Regions from separate parts of the Homo sapiens genome. Here region 1 is linked to region 2. The links are chromatin loops, found by intact Hi-C in ENCODE. Cell type or tissue: CD4-positive, alpha-beta T cell. All regions are shown on one strand. Each heading gives the region's core, and the rest is flanking DNA. Links, peaks and the distances in the headings are about the cores only.

Evidence for each region. Peaks named below come from ENCODE experiments on the same cell type or tissue, not always from the same donor. Only the 100,000 strongest peaks of a DNase experiment are listed, where the experiment ranks them.
Region 1: a loop joins it to region 2, with 26 times the contacts of the local background. A loop is called at or near these places in 7 of 110 quality-filtered maps.

Annotation. Positions count from the first base shown.
Region 1 is chr2:44,980,233-44,983,149 of GRCh38, reverse strand. No RefSeq gene overlaps it. Among named protein-coding and RNA genes, the nearest start is that of SIX2, 28 kb to the left of the region's middle. In CD4-positive, alpha-beta T cell, for the core only: CTCF peaks have their summits at 1,179 and 1,381 (motif pointing left); a DNase peak (open chromatin) is centred at 1,349; H3K27me3 peaks cover 481 bases.
Region 2 is chr2:45,777,539-45,780,455 of GRCh38, reverse strand. All of the region lies in intron 1 of PRKCE (protein kinase C epsilon), which reads right to left. Among named protein-coding and RNA genes, the nearest start is that of PRKCE-AS1, 100 kb to the right of the region's middle. RefSeq lists a silencer at 1,661-1,750 and an enhancer at 1,532-1,826. In CD4-positive, alpha-beta T cell, for the core only: CTCF peaks have their summits at 1,455 and 1,665 (motif pointing right); a DNase peak (open chromatin) is centred at 1,695.

The sequences.
Region 1 (2,917 bases), core at 151-2,650, 800 kb after region 2:
ACCAGTGTTCCTCACAGGGTTGCAGTGAGCATTAAAGAGCTATGAACATCATCTGCAAACTGGAAGGGACCCTGCTGCTATCAAGTTGTCAAATTGCAGGAAGGATGCCTGCATTGGGTAAGCAATTGAATTAGGTAAGTGAACTCTGAGATTCTGTAAAACCAGGATCAGTCCTAACTCATGTAGTAAGGTGTAAACATGTGTAAAAATATATGCTCTTGGTCCGGCGCAGTGGCCCATGCCTGTAATCCTGGCACTTCGGGAGGCCGAGGCAGGCAGATCACTTGAGGTCAGGAGTTCGAGACCAGCCTGGCCAACATGGTCAAACCCCATCTCTACTAAAAATACAAAAATCAGGCAGTTATGGTGGCCTGTACCTGTAATCCCAGGTACTCGGGAGGCTGAGGCAGGAGAATTGCTTGAACCTGGGAGGTGGAGGTTGCAGTGAGCTCAGATGGTACCACTGCACTCCAGCCTGGGTGACTGAGACTCTTTCTCAAAAAAAAAAAAAAAAAAAAAAAAATATATATATATATATACACACACACACACACACACACACACACACACATATGTATGTATGCTCCAACCTTATCGGTCCAGAGTCCATCTTTCCAAACACTGTTCAGAGTGAAATCCAGATGATCATCTGCCTTGTGGCTTTACCTAACCCCTGAGAGATGTTTAAAAACCCTATTAATCTCTTGGTGAAGGGAAGGGGGTGTCTGTGGACTCCAAGTTAAAAGGATTTGTTTTAGAACAGTATTTCTCGCAGTGTGGTTCCAGCACCAGCAATATTAGCATTATCTGAGAAACTATCAGAAATGTAAATTCTTGCCCCCCATCCCAGCAGATTTACTGAATCAGAAACTCTGGGGTGGGGCCCAGCAATCTGTGCTTGAATAAGCCTCCAGGTGAGTCTGCTATGAGCTCAAGTTACCTTATGATTAGGCTGACAAAGTAAGCAAATCATACACGCTGAAGATCCTGATGGCAGACCTCTGAGAAGAGGCGGAGGGTCTGGGGACAGTCGCAGAATGTGGGAGTGATCGAGAGCATCATTTATGACTTGCCCAAACTCTTCCACAGTGTTCCAGGTCTGGAAGGACCGTCAGTATTTCTGACATGTTTATGAAGGGTTGTTCACGATTCTCAGATAAAGAATCAGAAATATCGAGGGTTTGGGGATGAGAGTGGCTTGGAGAAGGTCAGTTGGAGAGAAGATGATGTGGGTTTCTATGAGATATTAAAGCCCTAAATACAGAGGAGAGGATTCCCAGACAGCTGCCTCACATCACTGCCTGCAAATTCGGCTTCCATCGCAGGCGACGGAGACGCGGAAGGTAAAGTTATGGCGCCACCTGCTGGAGAAACGTAGGCTCGGATTCCCTCCACTTGGAGATTCCGTTCCTCCCTAACACTCAGCCCTAAAGCTCAATCCTCCAGAGACCCCAAACCTGCAAGGGTGCCATGTACCAACCAGGTGGAAAACCACTGTCCTGCTTACCAATACGACTTCAGTTTTTCAAAGCTTGTGCTTTGGGGTCTGAGAATTGCAATGTTACAAGCCTAGCAATCTTTCCCAAAGGAGACTGGTATAGAATAAACATGCTCCAAGTTCCTTAAAAAGATAGGACCAGAGGAGGTTCACCTATCCATAAATAATCAGCCCCCCTTGTCAGTCCACCATAGTGAGGGTCCTCTTCCCAGACCAGGGACAGATGCTGCCAAGGCTCCGGAAAGAGTCATGGGCCCATGAGAGATACGCCTTTCCTGGCACGTGAGCCATCAGAGATCCAAAGCCAGTACCGGGCACTGATGAATGTGCAAGCACTCCACTCTGTGTAGACCAGGTCTGAAGGGCTCCATAATGACCCAATCATGGCAGCAGATGCCCTAAAAATGGCTCCCTCCTCTAGGGATCATTAGAAAGCTATTAAGGATGTCTAATTATTTCCTAGTGCTAATAAAGATGCCAATAAGCCAGGCAAGTTTTCTCACTTTTATGGAGATAATTAGAAGGCCAATTATTTTTTATGTCCATAAAAGAGTGAAACTTTAACCGCTGTCCCTGCAGCTGTATTTTATACCACCCTTGTGACAGAAGCTGCTTTGTAGCACTTCATTACGCATTAACAAGGATCTCGGGTTTTTAAACTCCAAACCACAGTCTACCCCAGATTCAGAGTTAGTCTGAAGGAAGTGGAGCAGGAAAATAGGCAATAGATCATTCTCTAAGACTTTGAGGGGAAGGAGTCATCTTGGCCATGCATTCTGCTTCGGAGATTGTATCCTACCCAACTCTAAGGCAGTGGTTCTCAAACTTGAGCTCATAGCAGACTCACCTGGAGGCTTATTCAAGCACAGATTGCTGGGCCCCACCCCAGAGTTTCTGATTCAGTAAATCTGCTGGGGTGGGGACAAGAATTTACATTTCTGATAGTTTCCCAGATAATGCTAATATCGCTGGTGCTGGAACCACACTGCGAGAAACACTGTTCTAAAACAAATCCTTTTAACTTGGAGTCCACAGACACCCCCTTCCCTTCACCAAGAGATTAATAGGTAGAATTCAAAGGGGTCCATGACTTTGGTTGGGAAAAGGCTTACGTCTTTATCTTCACTAACTTCCAACTGAAATTTAGCTTTTTAAAAAATGATGAATGTAGGTAACAGACCACAGTAGTGATAACAGCAGTGATAACAGATATTTTCCAATCCCATTACAGTAGTGGCAGGTTTCTGCAAATATCATCTATGCTTATCCGTGTTTTAAAACTCCAGTGGTTACTAGTCCTGCCAGTAGATTTTATTCTTTAATCCATTAATGGAGAAGCACATATTACTATATCACTGCTTTAAAAATATTGTGATAACTGTATTTCAAAATGATTGGTTTCCTTTGATGTCCTATGTA
Region 2 (2,917 bases), core at 165-2,664:
TCAAGCACCTAGAACTCATTACCAGTTTACAAGGAATATAGGGCCAGAGGAACAGGTTAAAAGACACCATGGGAATACAATCAGCAAAATCCAAAATGTGGGAAACTTTACAGGACAATGACTAGTTTCTTCAACAAAAAAAGAAATGGCAAAAACAAAAAAAGAAAAAGGAGGGAGTAGAAATCTATGAATGGAATGAGACATAAAAAACAGCACTCAAATGCAACGTATAGACCTTATTTGAATCATCATTCAAGCACATCAGCTGTTCAAAGTTTATGAGACAAGTGGAAAAATTTGAACACTAATTAGCTATTTGATGATATGAAAGAATACAGGTTTCTTTAATGTGATAATGGCACTGTGGTTATATATGTTTTAAAAGTGTCTTTGAGATCGATACAGATGTATTTACAGATGCAATGTATGATGTCTGGAGCTTTATTTAAAATAATCCAGTTCAGGAGAACCTATGGAGTGAGGTAGGGAGAAAACAAAATTGATTATGTATTGATAAATGTTGAAGCTGAGGGAGATTTATTATACTGTTCTAGGTTTGCATATGTTTAAAATTTTCCATAGTAAAAGGTTTAAGTTAAAAGATGACTGTGATATATTTTTGAATTTTTGATGACAAGGAAATTATAAAATAATAGTTAAAACATAACCCTATTAAAATAAATCACACTACATATGCATGTATTAATTTTTATATACTTGAATAGACATATATATCTATATACAGGCAAAGAAAATCTTCTGAAAGCATGTACCCCAAACGTTTAACTATTAATCATGTTTTCTGGGGGAGAATAGGCCTGGTAGGAGATTTTCTCTTTTTTTTTTTTTTTTACTTTAATATATTTCTGCATTATTTAAATTTCGTCCATCAAACGAGTCTTACTTCTCAGTTCACAAATGGAGCAAGGAAGTAGTCGCAGTGACTCCCTGGAGCTCTCAACCTAGCTCTCGCAGGCTCTGTATCCCAGACCCCTCAACCCACAACACCTGGCACAGCCCAAGATCAGCAAGTCTTTCCTCGCCCCCGGACATCCCTAGCACTAGCGCCGCCTCTGTGCCTTCATCCGCCAAACATTCTCTTCCCATGCCACCTTTCGAATCCTAGCTCCAGACCCACTTCTTCCATCCAAGCAGTCTTGCTGCACTACTGCAGTGTGCAAGGGTCTCTCCTCTCCTCTACAAGTTGGCCAGGAGCTAACTACGCCTTGCCACTGTGTCTGGACAGCGCATTCTTAGAGGAAAACAGGCCACAATCCCCATACTACCTAGGTAGTCCAGGACGTAGTTGGGCACGTTAGGTGCTCAGTAAAGTTCCAAGTTACTTAATCTTACTGAGCCTGGGTTTCCTCACGTATAAAACGGGAATCCAGTTACCTACCTGGACTGCTGTGAGCAAAAGTCAAAGTAAAGTAGGTAAAACTCCCTGCACCTGTTTCAATCGTTCTGCGTACACAAAACAGCTTCTCTGACACTTGTAACTCCAAGTTTTAAGAGAATGAGAAGGAGACGTGAAAATCCACGTGGATCCACTCACTGGGAAGAGCACTGAGCTCAGAACTGCCCATTAGTTTAAATATTAACAGTAATAGAAATAATGTCCCGGGGTCAGGAGGAGGAGCTCCGAAGGTCACACCTTGAGCTCCCACTAGGTGGCAGTATTGTTTACCTGCTGTTATGCAAATAGAGGGGAGGGCCATCAGCCGGGAACATACATCCTCTGAAATTGATGATACAAAGGAGGAAATTTCTATATTAATTTCCCCATGATAGTGGAATAGACGTTGGCTTGAGGAAATGCACCGAGTTAGAGGAACATCCGCTAAAAACCAATAATGAAACCCCATGAGGAGCCCTTAGTGTCTGTGTAGAGGGGGAGATGTGTGTGGGGTAGGGACGCTGAGTGAAAGTAGTGGGACCATCTCAAAGGCGGAACACCAGCCAAAGGCGAGAACCTGCCAGAAGTCCAAACCTTGACTCAACCTTTCACACTCGAAAAGTAGTATTAATGTGACCAGTCGAAATGAGGATCTCCCCATCAGGGTCTCCCAGAGCATAAACTCCACGGAGCTAAGCGGCCAGGCATGTTCTCTTGGGACATCAGTCTCCAGAGAAGCAAGACTGGAAGATAAAAGCCTCCTGGATTCCAACTTCCCAAAGCAATACTTTCATGTCCCACTGCTCAAAACCCCTCATGGCTCCCCACTTCTTCTAGACAAAGTCTAAACTTTGCCACCTGGTGGCAAAGCCATCAGCAATTGGCTTAAACTCCACCCACCAACCCCAGGGACTTGGGAAAACATTTGCCAACCCACCCCTCCCTCCCACCCTTACTCTTCCTCAATGCTCCCAATGAGGAAAATGAAGCCCAAGAGATAAATTGACTTGCTCCTCCCAAAGCCCACCCTCCAGTCCTCTGGGTTTTCTCTGCACAGCCCTGCTCATCCTGTGATACAGACTCGGTGCCAAGTCTTCCCATGCTGAAAAATGACTTTGAGTCCCTGGGGCCTGCATTCTGTTCCATCTCAAGAACCTTTGGTGTGGTGTCTGTGTTGAATTGTTGCTATCTTTTCTCTCCAAAAAGATCATACCTCCATGAGGGCAGGTAAAATGTCACGTTTCAGTAGAAATACTGCAAACCAAGTTTCTGGCAGGGGGAAGGACAATGCTGTGATTAGGAGTGTGGGGGCTGTGCAGTCAGGCTGAATCCAAATCCTGACTCTTTCCCGAACCGTATGACCTTTACAGGGGTGCCTACCCTCCCGGGGCCTCTGTTTCCTCATCTGTAAACAAGAAGTAATAATAATACGTACTGCATAGAGTTGCTAGTGCAGATTCAATATCAAGTACGCAGGGTGCTAGACGTATGTCTGGCACATAATAGGGACAAAGATGGCTA